2 separate regions of the Homo sapiens genome follow, and region 2 is linked to region 1. The links are chromatin loops, found by intact Hi-C in ENCODE. Cell type or tissue: Calu3. All regions are shown on one strand. Each heading gives the region's core, and the rest is flanking DNA. Links, peaks and the distances in the headings are about the cores only. Region 1 overlaps LMBR1 (limb development membrane protein 1). Region 2 holds the start of SHH (sonic hedgehog signaling molecule).

Region 1 (12,634 bases), core at 386-8,385:
TATAATGAATAAAGGTTTTCTGTTGTATTTATTTATTTACTTTTTTGTTTTTTTTTGAGACCGAGTCACTCTGTTGCCCAGGCTAGAGTGTAGTGGTGCAGTCTTGGCTCACTGCAACGCAACCTCCGCCTCCCAGGTTCAAGCGATTCTCCTGCCTCAGCCTCCCAAGTAGCTGGGATTACAGCTAATCTTTGTGTTTTTAGTAGAGACGGGCTTTCACCATGCTGGTCTTGAACTCCTGACCTCAAGGGATCCATCCCCCTTGGCCTCCTAAAGTGCTGGGATTACAGGTGTGAGCCACTGTGCCCAGCCTCGTTTTCTGTTTATTTAAATATTGTATAAAGAATAATAACAATGAAGCGCTATGTACTCACCAGTTAATCTAAAGAAATAGAACATAATAATATAGTGGATAGTAAATTTCTTCAATATGAAATGTCCTACTTTATCCCATTTAATGTTTTTTGTTTTGCATTCTTCTGTATTTAAACCAGACTCCTGTACATTTTTAAAAAATTAAACAATAATTTTTAATCATTTTCACTTTTTTTAGTATCACTTTCGTTTTGATAGGTCTTAGACAGTTAATTGTGTTTTTTGACCTAATTTGCATATATAGTTATAGTAGATATATTTGGTTTTTATCATTTCCTGTTTTCGTATTTTATATATTTTGTTATGTTTATATTTTGCTAAACTTGATTTTCTGTTTTTTACTATATTAACTATTACATTTTTGTTCTGTTTTCTAGTATCTTAGTAATATTACTTTTGATACTAGTTACTATTACTGTTACTAGTTTTATTATTTTGATACTAGTAAGATTAGTGGTAACCTTAAGTTTTTAGTAGCATTATTTAACTTTAATTTCTCTGCTGTCAGTAAAAAGTGAAATATTATCGTTTTAAATGACCCCTATTTAAAATGGAATTTTTTCTTTAACTCTTTTTTTCTCATCTGAATGTCACTTCTTAATGTATAAGATAATAAAAAATTATTAAATGATTTATCTTTCAAAAATATTTTTTGGCATTGCATTTTAGTTTATAACTATATATATCGTTATTTATATTTCTCTTTATTTAGAAAAAATTTGTCATTGTTCACCAACAATTCCGTGCAGTCACTTCACAGTCCTTTGTGAAGGACCAGGTAGGATGGTGACGTGGGCTCCTGTACTCAGCAGAGCCGTGAGTTTGAGTCCGTCTGCTTCCTAAAGTTCCCCTGCATGCTCAGGGGGGTCTGTACGGCTTTTACACCCCTGAAGGACAGGGAGACCCCCACTTTACCCCATCATCTTTTTTCCTAAGCATCTGAGGTCAGAATTGGGGGAGGACAGTTGAATGAGCATGGCAAAAGCGACTGGCCCACACCGTTAAGCAAGGCGCGTTTCATTTTGAGTGGCTAGTGGCTACTCATGGCTCAACCAAATTTGTAATGACATCAGTTTAGGCATTGGTCTACAGCCTCATTCCTGACGCTGTTTATTCAGCTTTGGGACTCCTTGAAATAGCAGCTGTACCCACAGGACCTTTTACCTGGTGTTGCATGGCTCACAGTTCACACCATCATGATGACATTCCTTCATGCTTCCGCTCAGAGGAGAGGGAGTGACAACCTAGCCAGCAGTGGGCTCAGCCTCACTGCTTACCTCAGCCTGCAGACTGTCACCAGCAGCTAGGACTGCTTGGGGTCCCTGCTCCTCCTGCTTGCCCACCACTTGGGTGAGCACACTCACTGCTATTAATAGATCCCAGGAGTCTTCTCATATCCCTTAAGCCAATCTGCATGGGCCCCTCCTCTTTCTTTTCCAGAAAGCCATCTATTAGTCCCCTATCCTTGTTGCCAAAAACCGTCAAGAACTGTGAAAAGTCTGAGATTTTATTCTGCTTGCAAACTAACAAGTTAGTCTCCGAGTTTCATGGATGCTAGTTGTAAACCTGAGATGTCTGGGTCAGAGACAAAGGACTTGGTTATGCACAGCACATAACCGAGTGCACAAGCTTCCTTTTGGTGCCAGTTGCCCTTGAACCCAAGCCCCACAGTGGGCCTGTATCACAGCTGGGGAACCCACCATATTTATATCGGGCTGCAAGCAACCCTGTCTAACCTTTGCTTGGAGGTGAACATTGTGCTACCAGACAGTAAACAAACCTCTCCTTTGCTTCAGAGATACACTATCTCTAAATCCCAAGGCCATCTGCTGTACGACCTTAAGAAGACAGTTCCAAATAAGGTCTGTCCCTGCCTCTGCTTGTGAGATGTACAGAAATGTGAGAGCGCCGTGGAGATTGTCTCCCAGCACCCAGGCACATACCTGAAGAAAACAAGTTTAATTACTAAGAAATAGTTCTTACCAGAATATCAAAGGAAGTCTAAATTTTATGGTGATTGATTTCCCAACACTGATTATCATCCTAAAAATTATTGTTACAGTGTTATAATTATTTAACATTACAATGACAACTTCTTTTGGACAGTGGGTTTTAAATGGTTCCAAGGAGCTGACACTGTGTAGTTCATATATTGTAACACTTCAGACACTATTAACACTGTTTAGCTCATGTATATTACAGGTATAATGCATGTGTTATTTGTTTTGGGAGCCCTACTCTTTAGTTCATATATTTCTTAGGGGCTGGTTGGAGGCAGGGAAAGACAGGATTGAGAGAGTGTAACACAAACGCTAGAACAAATCTGCATAAACGTGCAAGATATAATTTTATCTCCTTTTGTCTGTTTATTGATAGACTTTCCATAAAATATTTAGTGTGTAATAAAAAGGATTTTAGAAAGAGAGAAAAGGAGGGGAGGAGGAAGAAAGGAAGAGAGAAGTCATTGTTAAAGGTGGTAGATTATGTTTTGGTATCTGTATTAGTCTGTTTTCTGTCTCACACTGCTATGAAGAAATACCTGAGACTGGGTAATTTATAAAGTAAAGAGGTTTAATTCACTCTCAGTTCCACATGGCTTGGGGTGCCTCAGGAAACTTACAATCATGGCAGAAGGCACCTCTTCACAGGGTGGCAGGAGAGAGAATGAGTGCCAGCGGGGGACATGCCAGACGCTTATAAAACCATCAGATCTCATGAGAACTCACTCAATATCATGAGAACAGCATGGGGGAAACCACCCCTATGATTCAGTTACCTCCCACTGGGTCCTTCCCACGACACATGGGGATTATGGGAATTACAATTCGAGATGAGATTTGGGTGGGGACACAGGCAAACCATATCAGCATCTTAAATAGTTTGAAAGTTGTGAAGTGGAAGTTCAAAGGACTCTTCAGTAAAGTAGTAGTGTGTTTTGTGACTATTCACATTTCATCTCCTGTGATTAATAGCTACTTACTATGAGATCTCATGTGTTAAAATACAAGCCTAATTCATTCTGGTTCACTGGCCTCCCATGCTATGAACACTTAAGGTGAGCTGACTCTCAGATTTGAGGAAGTGTTTTAAACTTGCCAAATGCAGCCTTGTGGTAAGTCTGCGATATTGTTGAAGGACTAGTAAGAAAAAGTCACTTCACCTCAGAGGTTATCATTTAGGGCTAGGTATACCTCTCCATGCTTTTAGGACGTTTTCTTTCCTTTCTATTGAATTTGAAGAACTGGGGTGCCGTGATTTTAATGCATCCTATTCCTGCAATTCAGAAACTAGAAAGTAATACTTAGGACAAAATTGAAATAAGTGTATGTTTTGGAATTTTATAACTCATATTTTTATGTTAAATGTGGAATGAGATAACATAATTTATTGAGAAATATGGATGTATTTATAATTTTGTTGGTTGTGTTAGATAATTGTAGGTTAGTGCATTGCAGTACAAAATATCAATATGATGCTTTAACTTATAGGTGCAGATTCAATCATTGGGTGATTTTTTGGGGAGTAAAAGCGGTTTCTTTTTTTGTCTTATCCTGCAGTTTTTAAGTTTTAAAAGTCTGGCCTTTAGTTTGGTCCTGAAGTCAGAATTTGTTTTACATTTAAAACAAAGTTGTGCATAATGATTATATTATTATATTCTTGTCTCATGGATTAATGAAAATTCTATATAATGTGAAGAAAAGCATCATATAGAACTGATAAAAGCAGTATCTCTATAGTTTATAATGCTGGATTACAATGGACAGTTCTTCAGCGGCACAGTAGAGGGCTCCGGAGGCTGTGAGGAGCACCAGAGTCCATGCTAGAGAGAGCCGGCGCTCTCCAGCAGCTCGGAGCATTGTGGCGCACCAAGTTCAGTGCTCACTGAACTGTTTGGCTCTGTGCCATAATTAGCCTTCTATTCCCTTGATTAGAATCACGGATAGAAATTCATTAATCTGCTTTGTTAGTGGAAAGTGTTAGGAAAGTAATTGTTAAAAATGGCTCTGCAGATGTTTTTTATGAAGAATTTTTTTTGTGTTTTATCCAAGCTTAATAATATTTTCCATAATTTGAAAAGTCAGTCTAAACATTGTAAACCATAAGTACCTAGTGTTTTTTTCCTTTTAATAAATATAAATTTCCTCTCCTTCCAAGGGATTATTTTATGCTTTCATATAGGCAGAAACCTTATTGTTCATGAAATGAAGTAAAATACTAAAATTATATTTCTACTCTATTTTTCAGGGAATCCGAGCCCGCATTTTAGAGACTTTGGTCATGCTTCTTCTTCTTGCGTTACTCATTCTTGGGATAGTGTGGGTAGCTTCAGCACTCATTGACAACGATGCCGCAAGCATGGAATCTTTATATGGTATGGATTTCCTTGTTTTAACCAGTTTCCTTACTGGAAACTGTAGTTTGGGATATAATTACACACTCAATTTTAAAAACATTTAAATCTTTGTGTAGTTAACAAAGATGTTTGATGTTAATTTACAGAATTAAGAAATCTTTAGATATTTTTATCTAAAAATGAAGTTTTATTTATTTTATATGTGAAGAACAAGTAAGCAGCTTTTCAGATTTTTTTTTTTTGTTTTTGTTAATTGGTTTCTGTTCTTCAAATTCCGTGGAGACATTTTTTCTCCCTCCAGACAGGTTTTGCTAAAGGGTTACTTCTTGGTTTTCTATTTTAGATCTTTTTATTGTACAATTTAGAAATTATATGGCTTAATAAACTAAAATAGGCAATTACAATGTTTACATGAGGTACAGTCAGCCTCTATCTTATCGTAAGATAGACTGACTATCTTAATGTGCAGTATTTTGGATTTATTAAAATATATTTACTTTTTTTTAATAGATCTCTGGGAGTTCTATCTACCCTATTTATATTCCTGTATATCATTGATGGGATGTTTGTTACTTCTCTGTAAGTATTTTTCAGACTTGATATTAAGAGAAAAGTAGAGTTGTCCTTATTCTGGAAAATTCAGGGAAGTTTTCTGATGAGATTTCTTAACTATTTGGATTTTTTTTGAGTTCGCCTTAACTATTTTTATTCAAAATAAATTTTGATAAATGGAAACTTTGAAATAATAAGATGCTTTTATTGTTCTCTAAGGAAAGCTTCTTCTACTGGGTTGTAGAGTGAGACAGACGGACAGACACACACACACACACACACACACACTCACACTCACACACTTTCACACACTCATATACAGTCATACTTACATACACTGACACACAAACCATGTGCACACTCATACACACATGCTATAGCCTCACCCCCATACCTGTCATAATGCTAGATTCTACTTTTAAATGGAAATGGTAGAATTATGTATGATAAGTTTGTGGTTTTTTAAAAGTTTGTTTTGTTTTACTTGAAGCATCACAGCCTATCTCAGGGATAAGTAGATAAATGTAGTTTAAAGGACTTAAGACTATGGTTGTCACCTTTAGATATTCTTGTTTGTTTCTCAGTCCTATTAATACTTGAAATTTAACCTGTTCTTTGCTAATTTTTCTTTATTTTAAGCAAAAGTATTTATTATTATTCAACTGCTAGAATCTTGAATATTATTCTAAGCCTTTTTTTGTTGTCACATATCTTTCATAACTAATTACACCTATCCTGCTCACATGGCCCCTCTAGCTTCTTTATTGATGATGGTGAAGAGTTCTCTGACAAAACACTGACAATCTCAGTTGGAGAGAAGAATGTTCTTAAAATGATAATCCTTGAATTTCCCTTATTTTTACAGTCTAGTTGTTTATCTCTTTCTCCAAGCTCTATAATGTCGCTTTCTGTCTTTTGGTGATCTTATTTCTGCAGTGTGTACACCAGTTGGCCTTTCTCGTATGTTCACAGTGATGGGTCAGTTGCTAGTGAAGCCAACAGTAAGTATTTAATTATAAATCATTTTGTTTATTAAATAAATGTGTTTACATTTGATTGTCTTTGATATTGTGAGCTAGCATTTAGAAATAGAAGAAGAATATGTTTTGTATGTTTATCACTCAAATTGTTGTTTTATTAAGTTTTTTTTTTTTTTTTGAGACAGAGTCTTGCTCTGTCGCCCAGGCTGGAGTGCAGTGGTGCGATCTCGGCTCACTGCAGGCTCCGCCCCCTGGGTTCACACCTTTCTCCTGCCTCAGCCTCCCGAGTAGCTGGGACTACAGGCCCCTGCCACCTTGCCCGGCTAATTTTTTTGTATTTTTAGTAGAGACGGGGTTTCACTGTGTTAGGCAGGGTGGTCTCAATCTCCTGACCTCGTTATCTGCCCACCTCGGCCTCCCAAAGTGCTGGGATTACAGGCGTGAGCCACCGCACTTGGCCTATTAAGTTTTTTGTTTAATAGAACTTTGGTTAAATTTCCAGTCTTTGGAAACCAAATTTGGTTTTGCTTTTAAAATACTAACTATAGGTGCATAGGTAAAAATTCCTCTAGCAAATTTTAGGACAAAATTTACAAATATTTACAGGTATTTTAGGTGTCCATTGCCTAATATCAAAAAGTACCTCTATTATGTTTCAAAATTTACATGTATGCTTTAATTTACAAAATGGTTATATTTCTGAAAATTTGTCTGCATATTGTGTCTCGATTAATTGAAGCATACTTTACCTTTCATCTTAGAAACACTATATATTAGTTTTTAAATGATTTTCAGTTGATTGTAATTCTAATGATTTGTCGCTTTCTTTGGTCTCTATTTTGTCAGATATTTAATTATATAAAAACGATTTCTTAGCTGCCCCTAGGAAATCTGTCACTTATTTTCATGGATCCTCACTGCCTATGAACTCAAGAGTAAACTACTTACATGTTACAAAGCCTTTCACAGCCTGGTCCACACTCAGTTTTCCTCTAGCTGTCCCTGTGTTTACTGTCACTCTAGCTCATGAGCGAACTTGCTGTGCTCTGAATAGGCTCTATGCATTCTGTCTCCAGGACTGTCTCTTTCCCTTCAAGGCCTCTTACCTGCTCCAGCTACCTAGCAGCCTCCTACGGCCTAGCTCAAATATCAGCTCCACTGTCTACATAGCTTTGAACGTTGCCTTGCTTCTTCAAGGACAAAGAATTAAAGTCCTTTCTTTGCATTTCTCATATTCCCTTTTGTTTCTGTCTCACTAGTAATACTTATTAAATCGTTATAGTTATGTGTTTGTCTTCCTTGTCATGATTCATTTAGGGAAAATACTGAGGAAGTGTTATAGGGGCTATACTTTTAGTAAATGCTTGCTTAATTTTGAAAATCATAATATTTTTATATTTTAAAGATGAAGTTTAATTTTTTATTTTTAAAAAATGCGTAAATACATTTTACAAAAAGTATGTAAATGTTGTATACACACTTGTGTACCACACACATGCTGCCAAGTCTTGAAATTCCTTTCCCTTGTAAAGAGGTTTTGGGACATTGAATTCATTTAGTTTCTTCCTACATTTGTTGTTGTTTGTTTGTTTGTTTGGTCTTCTTTCTCCTTTTCTGCTTCCTGACCCCTAACTATAGGCAAATGTTTAAAGTTCCATCATTGGTCTAAATTTCTATTAATGCTCTGCTCCTAAACCATCTCTGCCATTTCCACATCACTTTTAAATGCCTAATTCTAATGAGGAAAAGACAATGGAAACAAATTCCAGTACATTTTAAGTGCTATAATTGAATACCCCATGGAGCTGAAAACTCAACGTATATAAAACGAAACTACTTACTTAGCTCCCTTCCCCAAGCTAATTTTTCTCCTTAACTTGTCTCTTATTAATGTTAAATATAGTGAACCCCAAGTTTTTCCTCAAAGAATCAGTATGTCAGTGTGTTCAGCTCTCTTCTTCTTCGATTCTCCATTTTAAAGTTTAACTTCCTGGTTCTCTTCTCCCCCTTGCCTCTGGTTTCAGTAAACAACTTTCCCACCAGTCCTAATCAGTATTTCACATCTGTTCGCTGGTCACCTGCTCCATCCTGACTCACCCCTGGTCACCTTCTTTGACCTGAGTCACCCCTGGTCACCTGCTTTGACCTAAGTCATCTTTAGTTACCTGTTCCTAACTGTCCTTCCTGCTAGACTAGTCACCCTGCCACTCTGGCTCATATGCCTGCTCCCTTTAAAATAGCCAGTCGGAATTAGCTTAGACTGTGTGGTCCAACCATTGTCAATAGGGGAACGACACACTAGTAGGGCCCTGTGTCAGAAATAAGAACTCCTTCCCCTCCCCTGTGCAGGTGTGCTCTCTCCATTACTCCATTTGCCAGTCGCACCCTTCTATAGAAGTAAAAATTGCCTTGCTGAGAAAATTAAATTTATGTTCGAGTGCTATTTCTTTGCAGCACCAGGGAACGAGCATTTTGCATTTCTAACATTAACAGTATCCTCAAAGTCTTGTCTTTGTTTCTTTTCTTGTTGGTAACATTCAGTAATAAAGATTATTTATTGAGTAATTGAGTGTATTATATATGCTAGCAATAAACACTATATTTTACACACATAATTTCATTTTATCCTGATGACAAACCTATAAGTTAGATAGTAGTATTCTTATTTTATGGCTAAACTAATGTCATTTCAGGAAGATTAAGTAGCTTGTACAAGATCAGAGATCTATGAGGGGGCAGAGTGTGAACCCAAGAGGCTGGTTTCATACCAGAAGCTGGTCTGCCATTCTATTTTGCTGTAAGCTCCAGAGCTGTAAAACCGATTTGTTTGCTGAGTGGACTTTACCCCTCCACTTCTGTGTTCTGCTTACAGTTTCCTCTAATTGAAATGCCTTTCTTTTGGTAATTTAAGCTGTCAGATAAGATGCTACTATGCTACTACCATCAAAAACACTGGTCGAAACTTTTGTCTCCCCATCTGGGAATAATTTTTCTTCCTTTGAACTTTTGTAATGTTTTATTTAAGCCACGGTTATGACTTTAACAAATCTTCTAATTATTTTTTAAATTCATCTGCTCTCTTCTGCTACACTAGAATATCAGCTGTTTGAGGTCAAGGACTATGTCTTACCCATATTTAAGCCCCCATTAGCCCATAGTAGTTGAGTATAGGGTTTGAAGGCACGTAACATTTCTTTGGTAACCCTGCTTCTTGGAATATAAAATGGAGATGAGAACAGTCTGTTTTTCGTAGGATTGTTGTAGAAATCAAGGAGGATGGTGCTCATAAGAACTTAACACAAATATATGTGTGTTATTTACATTGTCACTGCATTAGTCTATTATGCATTGGTATAAACCTGAGGCTGAGTAATTTATAAAGAAGAGAGGTTTATTTGGCTTATGGTTCTGCAGGCTGTACAAGAAGCATGGCACTGGGACCTGCCTCTGGCTAGTGCTTCAGGAAGTTTCCAGTCATGGCGAGAGGCAAACGAGGAGCATTTGTGTCACAGGGCAAGAGAGGGAGCAGGCGAGAGAGAGGTCCATACTCTTTTAAACAACCTGCTGTCATGTGAACAAATAGAGCAAGAACTCAGTTATTACTGTGTGGACAGCACCAAATCGGTTATTCATGAGAGATCCACCCCCATGACCCAAATACTTCCTACAGGGTCCCACCTCCAATACTGGGGATCAGATTTCAACATGAGGTTCTGAAGGGACAAATATCCAAACTACATCAGTCACTCATTCACACTAAGACATACCCGTGGTGATAAGTAATTCTTGGACAATTTGCATAAGAAAGATAAAAATCCTTTTGTATGCCTTAGACCTTATGTAAAAACTGTCAATTCTGATCCAGATAGTAGAAAGTGAAAAGAAGTGTTGATGGGAAAGGAACTTTGGATCAAGGCCCCCAAGGACCTGGTCCCAGACATGTGGGTTTTCTCTGGGATTCCTCTCCCCTAACCCACTGCATCCAGGAGATCCTCTCCGTGTACCACTCTTTCTCCTCGGGAGTAGCTCACATTCCAGCACTTGCCACTCATTTCAGCCTAAATGTTCCCTCTTTGGAGAGGGCTTGCTGGCTGGCCATTTAGGTATCTCTTCCCCTTTTCTTCCTATTCCTTTCTTCCTCATAGGATGGTCATTCTTTGTCATTATTTGTTTGTATATTTATTTGTTTATTACTGTTGATTATTATTTTAGTATTTGTTTTTTCTCACCTTCCAAGTCAGGCTTCTCAAGGATCGAGTTGGTATGTGTGCCAGTGATGAGTTCAGTGCTAGGTCATAGGGGACCGTAAAGATTTGTTGAAAGGCTGGGAATTATTGGATTGCTTCAAATAAATTTCACATCAGCTGTATAAATTGGACATCTGACAGGGATTGCATGATTTGAAAATCTGTTTTCTGAAAATACTTTAAAGTCTGAAAGGAGATGTATATATGGTTTCTGTCTTTTTGTCCATTAGCTCCTCACAATTTATTTTTTTTGCTGAGTGTGAGTAGTTTGGATGTGAGGATATGGAACACTGATATCAGCTCTAGACTTCTTTGAGATTTGCCCTACAGCTACGAAGATAATAAGGATCCTCTCAGAAGGATAGCTATGTTAACAAAACTAGAATTAAATCAATTTTAGGATTTTTAACAGTGCAGACAATATCCCATACAATTGGTAAATTATTAGTATGGTTTTTTCTTTTGAACTACTGTTGTTTGACTTGGTTTGTATGTAAACATACCACTTCTCTAGATTTTGGTCTATTGGATGATTTTGATAATACCAATCTTTAATATTCATGGAGTGTTTTTAGTACATAAAGATGATATAAATGGAAAGTGTTGCATGTTACTGATGTAGTTTATGGATTTCTTGTTTTAGACATTATGTAGGTAAATGTAAATGAGAAAACAAATGTTGGACTGGGTGTCTGTTCCTTCTATCTCTAAAATATTGGCTTGGGCCTATATTTACTGTAGTTATTTACCGTAGTTAGCTTTTTGGCTGTTTAAAATTGGTACATGTAGGCTGGGCGGGTGTGGTGGCTCACTTCTATAATCCCAGCACTTTGGGAGGCTGAGGCAGGCGGATCACCTGAGGTCAGGAGTTCAAGACCAGCTTGGTCAACACGGTGAAACCCGTCTCTACTAAAAATACAAAAATTAGCTGGGCATGGTTGTGTGTGCCTGTAGTTCCAGCTACTAGGGAGGTTGAGGTGGGAGGATCGCTTGACCCCGGGAGGCAGAGGTTGCAGTGAGCTGAGATTATCGTACCACTGCACTCCAGCCTGGGCATCAGAGTGAGACTGTCTCAAACAAACAAACAAACAATAATAAAAAAATTCATACATGTAGCCCACATCTCAGAATGTCACTAAAAAACCCCAAAATTCATACATTTGTTGGCCATTGAGAAGAGTTCCTTAGTTTAATCCCTTAAACTTTAAAAATATCCAATTTAAATGTATATAGGGTTTGTGATAACTTTTGATGTGTTTGGTTATATACTAAAGTATTTGTACTTAATTTATAAATAACATAGTTGGAGTTTTTTTGTTTTGTGTTCTTAGAAATTTGAATGAATACGTTACCTAAAATAAATTGACCAAATAGCCTAAATGGTCTCATAAGCATTCGTTTTATAACGTTGAATTATTGAATAGTTTTATCTTTAAATTTAGATTCTTGAAGACCTGGATGAACAAATTTATATCATTACCTTAGAGGAAGAAGCACTCCAGAGACGACTAAATGGTATGTTTATATTACATATTTAGACGGGGATAAAAAAATCTTTTTAATTTCAAAAAGATAGATAATTGAAGAGAAAAAATATAAACCTCTCTGAATCTTGTGCTGCTACAAGAGGAGAACACTTTAGAGTAATAAAAGAACTTCCCTGGTGAAGAGAGGGTTATTGCAGACCCTGGCTGAGATGAGCTGTAACCTAGCAGGACCCATTCTTTATGAGACTTTGGCCACTAAGGGACTAGACACCTCTCTACTGCCAACTGTGTTTATGTTTTAAGCATATGACTTTAAAATTTAATTTTTAATTACTGATGGTTTTTGAAGAACCAATGAAGAAAAGAGTAATGATATAGTTTAACAGATAGTATAGGTAAATTTTCTTTAATTTTACTTAAGTAGTTTTCAAATGTTGAAAAGCCAGTCTCCCGCCAACAAGATCAGATAATTAATAACGAACTGCATTTCAGAATCATGATTCAAGAGTAGGTATAAAATAGAAGGTTAGTTTATGAAATGCTGAGAAACAGGTATCTACCTACTTTCTTCAGTTACAAATAGTGAATTTAAATCATCACCCCAAAAATGTTCATAATATTTTAGAGCTTTTTCCTTCG
Region 2 (12,634 bases), core at 1,769-9,768, 950 kb after region 1:
GGGCCTGTTCCCTCCCAGCGGCCCTGTGAGTGGACGGTAAGGTCTCGGCGGGAGCCTCAGCCTCCTCCTCTGGAAAGTGGGGAAAGGGTGGAGGTCGGCCGCTCTGCAACAAGGGAGCATAGGCACTAAAGGCCCTGCACAAATTGAGCCCCACTCGGCAGTGCAGGGTGCTGCTGTCCAGGGGACGGGGCCTTTAAACTGTGCAAGGAGTCGTGGGGCAGGGCAGGGCAGGAACACCACTCTCAGGCACCCCTGATGCTCCCTCTTCCCAGAACCTCGGGACTACTTCCTGCCTGGCCCAAAATGCATGGCCCTGGGTACTGTGGTGTCTCTCTTCCAGGTCATCTCCTATTTCCATATGTCCAAGTGGGGCTCCCTCCTCTGTATTCCTGGTGGAGGGGGCCCTCTTTCTACCCTCCTCCCTCCCCTTACCCAATGATACACCCAAACAGAAAAGTGCTGAGCGCCACATGGAAGCTTCCGGAAGCATCACTGCCTACAGAGAGAGTCAGAGGGCAAGCTGTCAGCCAGGTCATCTGAATTTGATTTAAGGCCCTGCCACAAATCCGGCGTGTGATCCCAGAGGAGATATTTAACCTCCTTGTGCTTCAGTTTCCCCATCTGTGCAATGGTCCCTCCTTGAAAGGGTTGCTTGTATTAACACATTAAAATTTAATCCAAGAGCAATTCCAAGACATGGCCAACACTGAATCAGTATTACTATTACTATCACCCAAAGTTACGAGTTCCAACTTCCCTTCTCGCTGAGTGCAGCTGCCTGGTGAGATGGTCGATGCATAAAGCGCACCGGTCTGCCTGCCAGAGAAAGCTGGGATCTCTTTGCTGTGTTCCTTGACTGCAAGTCAGTGGTGTGGCTGGGAGAGGAGCCCCGGAGCCGCCCGGGTAGAATCATCACCCCTTTGTCTGAGCACACATCTCACAGCGCTGTGCTGCTGCCAGGCCAGGCCCCTGGAGCCCAGAGCCCTGCACGGTCTGTGGACTCCTCTCCCGTTGGGGTTCTGTGTGCGATCCCAGAGGTGCCCTGCACAGCCCCCCTCTGGAATGCTGCTTCTGTCCTTGTACCGGGAATTCCTCCACAGGAAACACAGGTCCTTCTCTATGCACCCCACAGCCCCAGAGAAAGAAACAAGCCACCAGCCACACAGTCAGGTGTGCCTGTCAAAAATCCCTAAACATGAGAATAACGTCAAAATTACAAGCACAAAACCTGGCAAATTATTCCTGTTCTAGCAGCTTTTTTCAAAGCCCAAATGTGTGTTCGGCCCTCAGTTTCCCTTTCTGTGCCCTTCTCCCACCTCTGGATGAACCCAGCCCCTGCCCCACACATTCTCCCTGCACCTGCGGTGCGCGGACCTCAGCCCCTAAATCTGCCTCTCTGCATCTGCTACCAAAACAGCCCTGGCCACTGATGCCCCCTGGCTCTTAATTTTGCACATTAAGAGGGAATTGGGCTGGATCCCCTCTCAAGAAAGCGAAGAAGGGAAATACTCCTTGGAGAGATGAGGTTGGGGGGGCTTCCATGCCCCTCAAGCCCCTGGGGCAGCGTTGCCCTGTCCCCCCGGGAAGCCGACCCAGCAGGTCCCTGTGGTGATACGTGGGTCCCCCCAGGGAGCACGCCGGCTGGCACTCACTCGAGTGAAGGACAGAGCCAAGGCCCCAGGGCAGGAACGGCTGCTGGAACCAGGCTGACCTCCAGTGTGGGCGGGGCCACGATCCAGTGGATGCCACAGGAAGGGGCAAGGAGGGGGTCACTCTTGGGTTCTGCCTTGTATACACGGCAAGAACTGGGGTGGGATGCGGGTGGATTCTTAGTTTTCTTCACTCTGAAGAGGGACTGTTGCATGAGTTCTCCTGAGGCTAAGACCAGGGGCTCATAGAACCCAGGGCTGAAAGGGCTTCTGGCGTTGGCACTGTTGATTTTGGCATCGTCGACTTCATACTCCCACATTGCAGATAAAGAAACAGACGTCTCGAGGGGCTGCGTGGCTTGCCCGGGAGCTTGTGGGTGGAGCCCTGAGGATCTCCTTAGTCCACACAGACCGCAACCCTCCTTCACCACAGCCCAGTGCACGGGGACATCTCCAGATAATCTCTGACCCTACAAGGATGTTCAAGTCTCTAGAAAATACAACCCTGAAGGGCCTTGGAGACCAGCACTCTGACTGTGGAGATCCCAGGCGACATGGGAGCCCACTGCTCTCAGGCCGAGTCATGACAGTTCCGTGGCCCAAGGGAGCATGGAAGTGGGCAGAGCAGAAGCGGGGAGGGGCACAGGGCACAGGGCACAGGGCACAGGAGCAGCCTCGGTGACTGATTCTCTCAGTGGAACTTGTGGCATCAGCTGCCAGCCCTGCCTGGTGGATCTCAGCTTAACTCTGCTCCTGTAAGGAAACAGCCTTTGTGCAGGAAGTGGGTAAGAACAGGCTCTGTGGCTTCACTCGTGGAAGAAGAGCAGCTATGGAGCCAGCCAGGGAACCCTCCTCCAATGGGAGTGGCTGAGCCAGGGAACCCTCCTCCAATGGGAGTGGCTGAACCAGGGAACCCTCCTCCAGTGGGAGTGGCTGAGCCAGGGAGCCGTCCTCCAATGGGAGTGGCTGAGCCAGGGAACCCTCCTCCAATGGGAGTGGCTGAGCCAGGGAACCCTCCTCCAGTGGGAGTGGCTGAGCCAGGGAGCCGTCCTCCAATGGGAGTGGCTGAGCCAGGGAACCCTCCTTCAATGGGAGTGGCTGAGCCAGGGAACCCTCCTCCAGTGGGAGTGGCTGAGCCAGGGAGCCGTCCTCCAATGGGAGTGGCTGAGCCAGGGAACCCTCCTTCAATGGGAGTGGGCTGAGCCAGCTTTGGGCAGTTCTGGGAAAAACTGCTCGCGGCAGTACTACCCCAGCACGCCCCAACACACAGCTTCATCCTCAATCCTCCGAGGCACCCCAGCCTCCAGGCACTGCATGTGTCCCAGTCACATTCACCCCTCACCGTACCCCCTCCACACGCTCTCCAGAAAGAATCTAAAGCTCACACATGCACACCCGCTGCTGTCTGAAGTTCTGCGTGCAGCTCCATGCCAGGCCCAGCCGGGCAGACGGGACCCAAGGCACACAGGCATCAAGCAGGACTGGGGAGCGTCCAGGGGCTGGGGGGCCAAGCAGACGGAGCATCCGGAGGCTGGGGAGTGTCCGCGGGCTGGGGGAGCAGCAGGGGGCTTGGAGCTGGCAGTTGCACCCACATCTCCCCCTCCCACGTTCGCTCCTGGGTTTTGGGATCCCCATCAGGGAAGTCAGCAAAGGAGAAATTCTGATTTGAGTGCTCGGGAGTGAGGCCTCAGCGCGGCCTGTCGGCTTTTTCTCAGCCCCCAGGTGAGGCCCATGTGCGCAAGGGTTTAATGCATTAACTGTCTGGGGCACCTGCCTCTTAACTAGGCTCCAAGATGGAAGCAATGATGGTCTTGTGGAAGGATCTCTAGGTAGCTGGGGTGCAAGGAGCAGCATGCAGACGCAGGGTCCCTTCCTCCCTGGGCACGAGGCCACCTGCCCACACTGTGCCTCCCTTTCCAACTCCCAAATGTAGCTTCAGGCTCCCCTGACAACGGTGCTAGAGCACTTTGAAACTGTACAGAGGCACACACCTGAGGCATTATTTAGACCTAAGAAGAGGTGTCCATTACTTAAAATGAAGACGAAGTGACTCAACAAAGGCAGGCAATGGTCTAAAGAGAGAAAATCAGCTCAAAGGCACACAGCAACATAGTTCAGGCTGCACGTTCACATCCGAGCTGATCGCCTGCCTTAGGATGTCTACTTCGACAGAGCTGGCTGTGTGATCTTTCCAGCGTCCCCAGAAACTGCAGGGTCCTCATCTCTCAGAGCCTGCAGCCTTCATGCATGTGAGCCGGGTCTCCACGGGGCTCCACGGGGCTCCACGGGGCTCCACGGGGCTTGGTGTGCAGGCGGACAGGCATGAGGGCAGGAATCCCAGTCACCAAAGTGTCTCCTGCACCCTGCTTCACAGAGTGGCCCAGGCCGGGAAGAAGCCAGGCTGCACCCACAGTCATGGGGCCTGTGGCAGCTTGGGGGTGGCCCCGTGCCCGCTGCACAGCACTACTGAGAAACGCTGCACAGTGGGCACCCAGCGTAGCTGGCTCCACATGCCAGCCATGGTCCCCCGAGGCCCTGTGTGTCTTGGCAGCTGCCTCCCAGCGGGCCTGCCCTCAGCGCTGGTGCCATGAGGATGTGGCTGCAGGAGTCCAGAGAGCCCTGCAGCCACCCCAAAGCTCCTGGGCTTTGGCACGGAGAGGACAGCATTGCCTCAATCCACCTGCAGCCAGGCCACAATCAGGGTGCTGTGCAGAGTGTGGCTGGATTTCCTGGGCTATCCAGAGCCTGAGCCCTCCAGGAAGCTGGAGACTCACATCCCCAGGGCCCGGGGATGGGGAGGACCATGGAGTTAGGGAAAGGGGGCTAAGGTGCAGAATCCCTCCCAAATTCAAAAGGCCCTGGATGCAATCACAAGAGAACTGGAGTGCAGAAGTTCCACCGGCCAAAACAGGGAAAATCCAGAAAGAAGTGGAGACTGGATGGCTGGATGGAAAGAGATTGCGTGGAATTACTATAAGGAAGAAAAATCAAAGGGGAGAAGGACATGAAAGATTAGAGGCCAACCCCAGAGACTAGAAACAGAGGCAGCACCTGGAGATGCCAGGCAGGCGGGCTCCATAACTGCAGAGCCCAGCGGGTACAAATCTGGGAAAGGAAAGAGGGGATGAGGGGGGCGCAGAAACTGCTGACGGGACCAGGGGAGGATGAACGAAGGAGGCTGCCTGGCTTCCGGGCCTCCCGACCTGGGACTGCGGGGATTTCCCAAACCGGCCAAGCCCGAGCCGAAGGCAGAGTGAGGAGGCCATCTAGCGGCAGGGGCCGGAAGGAGGGGCAGGGGCAGTGCCCAGGAGGGAGCCTGGGGGCTGGGGCAGAAGAGGAGGCAGCTTCTGTCCTCAGCAGGGATGCTGGGCAAGGGGTGGAGGTGGGGGAGGGTGGGGGAGGGAAAGCTGGAGGAAGGAGCGAGGGAGGGATGCGCGTGACCCCAAGGAAGAGAGGCAGAGCCCAGGTAGATGAATAACGGAGCCCCAGCATGTCCGGATGTCTGGCCTTGTCAGGGAGGCTGGTGTTTGGAGCCTCTGCTGGTGCGGGGAGGGGGCCAAATGGTCTGGGGGGGGGGGGGAAGGCAAAGAGATAGAGCCACCTGGCCTCTGGAGGGGAAGGCAGTGCTGGGCCGTGGGGAGCAGGTGGGATGGAAGGACAGGGAGTGAAGGGCGGGAGGGCAGAGCAGCAGCTTCTCTGGGGGGCTCAGTCAGCAGCCTGGTCTATAACTGGGATTGCTTTCTGCGCCGAGCTCCCCTCAACCCATGCAGGGGGCAGGCCCTCTGAACTTAGGCGTGGGGGCAGGCTTTCTGGCCCATCATTATTTCACTCTGGAGGATCGGCCAGTCTACAAGGGGGGCGGCCCCTGAGGTGCTCTCCAGGGTGTCTAGGGCTGTCTGGAGATGGAGGGGAGGGAGGGGGCCTCACGCCATCCCTTAGGGCAGGGAGGTTTCAGGAAATGCCCTGAGTCACCCAAGCTCAATGCCAAGCCACGTCTTCTCCCTGCGCTCTGCTAAGAGGGAGCTGACCGCACCTGGGGGCACCCCACGTCCAGCTGTGCCCACAAGGAACTCTGTGCAGCTCAGGCTTTTGCTTCCAAAAGCACACCCCACCCACCCTGCCCCTTGCAGAGGTGAGCTGTGTGCACATGCCACCTCCCGGCAGGGCTGCACACCCAATCTCTCAGGCCCCAGGGTGGCAACCCGTGTGGGGGGCCTTCTGCCTGCATTTGGAAGGGAGTAAGTAGCGGGGAAAGACAGGGGGAGGAGGAGGGACTGGGGCAAGAGGAGATGCCAAGGGTGGAAGGCAGGGCAGTCAAAAGTTTGCAAATGTCCCACTGGGCCAGGTCGCTGGTCCAGCCCAGGCACCACCCAGTGATGTGACATCCACATGCTGTGCAGGTAGACACATCAAACAGGCCGGCCTCCTCTGGAGAGAACACGGGTCCTGTTTTGTGTCTGTTTTTACTGGGAACGGGACAGGCAGCGCAGACACACCGCCTGGAGAATCCCTGGGCTCAGCTGAGCTCCAGCTCCGCTCAGTGGAGGCTGCCGGGGCCTGGTCAAGTGGACGCTGCTCCCCCACGGTGCTCTCCTCCAGGGATCACGATTCGTCACAAACCATGGAAAGGAACAAGAAAGAGAGGCGGGAAGGGGAGCCCGGGTCAACCTCCCCAAAGGCACCCAGGCCACCGAGTCTTGTTAACGCTCAGCCTCTCATGCCCAAGACAGATGTGTCCTAAGATGCTCCTCTCCTTCTCTCCCCCACCACACACACAAAAAGTTGATCTGCAAAGGGAACTTCTGGAAACTTCCATCGTTTGAGGGCTGAGCTTCACAGGGGTCCTCTCCCCCTCCACTCCAAGGGCCCGGGGTCAAGGGAGAGTGTTTAACTTCACAGGGCCACATTTGCAGCATCTGATGACTCCTCAGGGTCAGGATTTCCCCTCCACGTAAATAACCCTCACTCTCTAATCCTATGCTAGAGGAATCATTGCACATGAGTGGGATGGCGATTGAGAAGGGGAAGGGCATGATCTGTTTTTTTTTTTTTAAAAAAAAAAAGAAAAGCAGGGTTGAGAGGGAGCTTCAAATTTTATTTTCCTGGTTTACTTAGGACTTTTGAGTTTTTTTCCTTTTTCTGCAAAAAGTGAGGTGATTATAGACTCAAAGATTGCCACCTCCTGGGCACTGTGCCCTCTTTCTAGGAAGCCCCTCGTTAACCAGAACACTGTTCCCCCAGGGCCCCTGACCCCTTGGGCTGCAGCCCCTAGGACTGGTGGCTCCTGTGCCTGAAGACTGCTGGCCTGCTGAGCCCCCACACAAGGCCAGCTTTGCAAGGAGCCTGAATTCCACATTCAGCTCACCCCTGGCTCTGCACTTTGCTCTGATCGATCGTGGGGGTTGTGTGAGCACAGCTTCGCCCACTCGCCTGCCCCCCCCCCAACACCCTGCAATGGCCTCCACACACCCAGCGCACACACTGGCCCCCACTCTCTCCCCTGTGCTGGGGTGCAGCCCCCAGACCTGCTTTGCCCATCCACCCTGACGCCCGCAGTTCACTCTGTAACTGCCCTTGAGCACGCCTCCATCCCATTTGCAGAGCTCTACAAAAAAAAAAATGTATTAATTGAAGCACAATAAAAGAGCAGTATTTTTACATTTTTCTAAGGCACTTAAAGCATTTCAAATACCAGTGCTTTAAGTTATGGTCACTCATAATTATCCTCGGTCCACAGAGGCTGAGTCTTCAGGAGGGGCTCAGTCCTCTTTCTTCAAAATGCAGGGAGAGCCAGCCTGCACTATAAAGTCCCTGGGGAAGAAAAATTAAATAACAGCTGGGCAGCTGTGCCCCTCAAATGTGTGAGCGACTCTGTGCTTGATGACTGAAGCTTGCGGGGGTTTAAACTGTCCTTTAAAAACTTAAGTTGGTTTTAACTGAAGCACCTACCATTCCAGGGAAAGTCAGGGGGAAACGCAAGGATGTACACAAAGCCGGGAGTAACTGCTGTTACCACAAGACATGCGCTCCTCCCTCCCGCCCACCTTTATCTTAGGAAAGATTTTTTTTTTTTTAACTCGAATCCTTCAGGTGAAAATAAAGCAACAGCAGCAACAGAAAAAAAAAACGTAGTCTTCTTCAGGGTTAACATCAGAAGACAAGCTTGTGCGGCTTTGGCCAATCAGATGCGCCCCTGGCAGCTATAATATAGTGCTAAAGGCAGCCTCTCTCACAAGCTCTCCAGGCTTGCTACCATTTAAAATCAGACTCTTTTTGTCTTTTGATTGCTGTCTCGCGACCCAACTCCGATGTGTTCCGTTATCAGCGGCCGGCAGCCTGCCATTCCAGCCCCTGTCTGGGTGGGGAGCGGTGGAGAGTCCCCCGCAGCCGCGGCGGGCAAGGTTATATAGGAAGAGAAAGAGCGAGGCAGCCAGCGAGGGAGAGAGCGAGCGGGCGAGCCGGAGCGAGGAAGGGAAAGCGCAAGAGAGAGCGCACACGCACACACCCGCCGCGCGCACTCGCGCACGGACCCGCACGGGGACAGCTCGGAAGTCATCAGTTCCATGGGCGAGATGCTGCTGCTGGCGAGATGTCTGCTGCTAGTCCTCGTCTCCTCGCTGCTGGTATGCTCGGGACTGGCGTGCGGACCGGGCAGGGGGTTCGGGAAGAGGAGGCACCCCAAAAAGCTGACCCCTTTAGCCTACAAGCAGTTTATCCCCAATGTGGCCGAGAAGACCCTAGGCGCCAGCGGAAGGTATGAAGGGAAGATCTCCAGAAACTCCGAGCGATTTAAGGAACTCACCCCCAATTACAACCCCGACATCATATTTAAGGATGAAGAAAACACCGGAGCGGACAGGCTGATGACTCAGGTAGGAACCCAGCGCCGGGGCGTGGAATGTGTGGCTTTCCAGGGGGTTACGAGAAGCCGAACACTTCCAGACTTAACTCTGTTTGCTCTTCGGGCAGATAGGAAGGTGATTTCACCCGCTCCTTCCCCACCCACCTGCCCGCCCCCCATCTCTTCCTCTTCCTGGAGGAGAATGGAGGTCAAGGGTCCAGCTGGAGAAGTTTAGGGTGTGGTGGGGGTGAGGACGGTAACAGACGTGGTTCATTATGGCCCTGATTTGATGAGTCTTGCTACAATGGCCTTCCCCATCCTACCTCTGCCCTGGCTTGTAACTTGGGGAGACCTTCACTTTGGGGGCGTCGGCCCTTTCCAAGTCAGGAGTGGAAATGGAAGGAGAGGCTGGGAATCCCCCTCCCACAAACATGAAGTGGTCTCCTGGTACTGTACGAACGAACGAACGTAGCCTTGGGCATTGGAGCTCAGAGCCCCCACGTTTCCCGTTGCCTCTGTGGTTTTCTTTCCCACCACTACCCCCACCCTGCACCTCCCCACCAAAGAATTCTCAACTGGAAAAGCCAGGAGGCGGTTCTGACAAAAGGCAGGGGCTCCAGGGGAGACTCCGCCCGTCCCTGGGTGGCTGGCTGTATCGCAGAGCTGGCTTTGCGATTGCGTGTCCGCAATTGTGCCCATCAGAGTGTGAATGTATTGATATTTCTTTAAGGATGCTCTTTCGTTCTTCCAAGCCCGAGGTACCTTAGGGGAGGGACTTAGAACTTATTGGCATTGCATCACTTTAGTTTTCAACCTGCTTGCATAAGAATTAAGAGCGAATAAATATTAGTGTGGGGGGAGGGGAAGCTAAGCAAAATATGAATTCCTCTCTCTCTCCCCACCTCCTTTGAGATTTCTGAGCTGCCAATCTCCCAGCCAATTCTAGACTTTCTGAAACTCCATGCACGTATAACTGAAGCCAGAAATGGGTTTCCTTGCAAATATAGGTCAACATCCTTTTTATTGCCCTATTAAAATATTCAAGTCCTACCTTTAGGGCTAGGTGCGTACAGCGGCTGATGGAGTGGCGCTGGTGGGGCGCAAGTGCAGGGGGAGGGTACTGACGGCAGAGAGAGAGGAGCTACCTCCGTGCCGCCCTGCTTCCCGACCCGATTCCCAGGCTTGCTTGAGGCCGAGAAAGGCGAGGGGCAGGCAAGGTAGCCTGCTCCAGCTGTCGGAAGGGAGAGGAATGGGAAATGGTCCTGATTTCCTTGCTCTCCCTCATCTGCTCCCGACCACCTTAAATCTGGACCGCGAGTGTGGACGCGCGCGCCAGTGCCAGACAGCAGCGCGATCCACAATTAACTCTGCACGGGCCATGGGGTGCCCGTTGCGTGCAGCTGGCTGGAGGGAGTTCTCCGGCTAGCCCGAGGCGCCCATCCTCTCGTCACCCTCACTCCCCGCGGAGGAGGGGCCTTGCCAGGGTCCCTCGGAACCCGAGAGGAGGGAGGCACTGCGGAGAGAGCGGCGGGGGCGTGGATACCCGAGGTCCCAGAGCCAGAGTGGGTCAGCTTCTGCCCTGCTCTGCGGGAGGCCAATACCGCAGAAGGGGTCCTGGGCTCGCACACCTTCCCAGGGCTTGGGCCTTGCAGCCCTGCTGCAAAGCTGCAAGCGCACAGAGCCGCGCAGCGAGGCAGACGCCTGCAGCCCCACTTACTCCCGGGTTATCGATCCCCCGCGGCTAGGGTTTCAGTGCGCGAGGGGCTGGGCTGGAGCCGCCGGGCTCTGCTGCTCCACGCGCGGGAGCGCAGGCACCGCAGGAGCTAACAGCAGCGCCGGGCTCGCTGTAGTGTCCCCGGCGGCGGGGGCGCGGAGATGGGGGCGCCCGCGCAGGGGCCGGGGCGCATCGCGGGCTCCGCCGGCCTGCCCTGGGACGCGCCCCCATCCCCAGTCCGCCGCCTGCCTGGCCTCTAGGCCTCCGCGTCCCAGCCGGAGCCCCCAGCCCGGGGGCCTCCCCCCGACCCCCGTCCGCCCTGCCGGGGGACGCAGGGCCCAGCGGCCCCGCGCCCGGCCACTCTCGCCGCCGCGCGCACAGGCAGCATTTGAACTTCTGACCTTCTGTCAACTTCCCTCAGACGAACGAAACGAAAACAAATACTTTTTTCCTTGGGCAGTGGCTATTCCCGTTCCCAACACAAAAGGAGGGGGAAGGACGGCCCAAGTGGGGGTTGGGTGAGGAGAGCCAGGCCGGGATTATCAGGCAGACCCCACAAAGGTCCCCTAAAACCGAGGGGGGTAGGGGCTGGCAGTCTGTGAGGTATCCCCGGTTGATCCCTCCCCTACCTTCCTTCTCCCGATTCCAGGAGTTAAGGGTGGGGGAGGAAGGGATGGGGAAGGCGGAGGCTCGGGTGCTGAGGGCAGGGGCGGGGTGCAGGAGGCGGCAGGGGAGCCCCAGGCCGGCGGGAGGTTTGGGGAGCCTGCTCGGCCGCCCTCATTTTAAATAACCACCTAGGCTCTGCCCCAGGTGCGTGACCCTCTTCTTCTGTCTCCCTCCCTGTCTCTGGGTCTCTAATGTGACTGCCGCCCAAGTCCCTCAACCATGGCGAGATCGTCCCCAGTGGAACTTTCGGAGCAGTTCCGGAACGCAGGAGCTGCCGGTTAATATTAACCCGGGAGAGGAAAGCGCAGACAGACACGCTCTCCCCGCGCGGGCCTAGGTGCCAGGCGAGGGTGCTGGCGGCCAGGGGGCTCCTAAGGGGCAGGAGGCCAGAGGGCCGGATCTGAAGCCTGGAGTGGGGTCCCGAGCCGCTACACTAAATAGATTTAATGTGCGCTCTGGGGCCGCCAGGAAAGACGCTCAGGTATGGGGTTGGGGAGGGGCTGTTCCACCAAGCTTGGGGGAAAGGACAGTGGAGAGAGGTGCGTTTAGGGGCTGGGGCTGTCTTGAAGCTGGGACGCCCCCGCCCCCGCGCTGGGGGAAGCCCACCGGCTGCTGGCGGTGACACTCGCCGGCGCGGCTCGCAGATCAGGGAGGTAGGCGGGAGCTCAGGCGTGGGGAACAACTTGGCCTCCGCCGACACAAAGCCCGGCCCCGGCGGCCCTGCTGGGCTTCACGGTGGCTGCACAGAGTCGGGCTTGATTCGCGGCACACGACCCAATGAATTAATAACCGGCCTGGGCTTCCCGGCTTTGCCTGCGACAATCCCGCCCAGCGCGGGCGGAGGAGAGGCCGCCAGCCGAGGCCGCGCGGAGCCCGGGCCGGAGGAGGGCGCAAGGGGCGGGGGCGCCAACTCCAGCAACCCTCGGCCTCCGCCCCTCACTCGCGCAGCCACCTCCCGTCGCGGCCCGGCTGGACCCGGGTCTCCCTGCCCGGGGTCCTCCATGCCTGCCCAAGTGGCGCAGCTCACAGAGCTGGGGGCCAGGTCATCCTCACCCTGCCGCCCTCTCCCTGGCTGCCCTCCTGGGAAGCTGTTTAAAGCTTCTTCGGCACAGCCCCAGGGGAGGGAGCTGCGGTGGGGTGGGGGGCTTGCATGGGGGTCCCTGTGCGTGTTGGTGGTGTGCGCCTGCGCGCAACGGGCCTCACATCATAGCTCTACACTGACCCTGGTTTACTGATTGATTTTCATGTAAAACGCGTTCAATCCTCAAGATGACCTCACTCAAACTCTGCCCTTCCGACTTTTTTTTTTAACTGCTGGCAGGCCCACAAACATGCAGGCACTGACCTGTTACCAGGGCGGCCCCCAGCCCTACCCCACCCCCAGTTGTTGCATGTTGAACTCTACAACCATATTACTGGGTTTTATTGCTGCCAGATACACAGGACTTTTCCTGTTGCGCAATTTGTCACGTCCCCTTAAAGCGCCGCAGCAGTGGGGCCAGCGTCCTCGCCCCACCCTCTCGAAAGAGTCCCCCCAACCCACGCTACAGTTAGGGCCCTGGATAGAAGCTGTCCCTCCATGGCGACAACCAGACTCCAAGCAGAGCATCCTTCCAGACTGGAGGAGGTTAGAGGTCAGCCCCGCCCTCTGCAGAAGTCACCTTGAAATTGCCCCTCGGCCTCCACTTGGCGCAGCTTCTTGGGGGATGCCACCATCGTCATCTGTGCCAGTTCCCCCTCTTTAAATCCCATGTCCCACCAGCA

What was found. Hi-C counts contacts between places; a loop is a spot of excess contacts. Peaks named below come from ENCODE experiments on the same cell type or tissue, not always from the same donor. Only the 100,000 strongest peaks of a DNase experiment are listed, where the experiment ranks them.
Region 2: a loop joins it to region 1, with 4 times the contacts of the local background. A loop is called at or near these places in 17 of 110 quality-filtered maps.

The regions. Positions count from the first base shown.
Region 1 is chr7:156,755,782-156,768,415 of GRCh38, reverse strand. LMBR1 (limb development membrane protein 1) reads left to right here. Exons shown (of 17, transcript NM_022458.4): 6 at 4,621-4,747; 7 at 5,240-5,308; 8 at 6,218-6,282; 9 at 11,951-12,023. Among named protein-coding and RNA genes, the nearest start is that of RNF32-AS1, 100 kb to the right of the region's middle. RefSeq lists a silencer at 3,003-3,205 and enhancers at 259-3,238, 8,207-8,501. In Calu3, for the core only: no CTCF peak of the experiment used is centred there; a DNase peak (open chromatin) is centred at 4,195.
Region 2 is chr7:155,807,710-155,820,343 of GRCh38, reverse strand. SHH (sonic hedgehog signaling molecule) reads left to right here and starts at 7,881. Exons shown (of 3, transcript NM_000193.4): 1 at 7,881-8,521. The coding sequence starts at 8,222. RefSeq lists enhancers at 4,138-4,639, 4,938-5,581. In Calu3, for the core only: a CTCF peak has its summit at 4,885; DNase peaks (open chromatin) are centred at 2,628, 4,903, 8,129 and 8,533.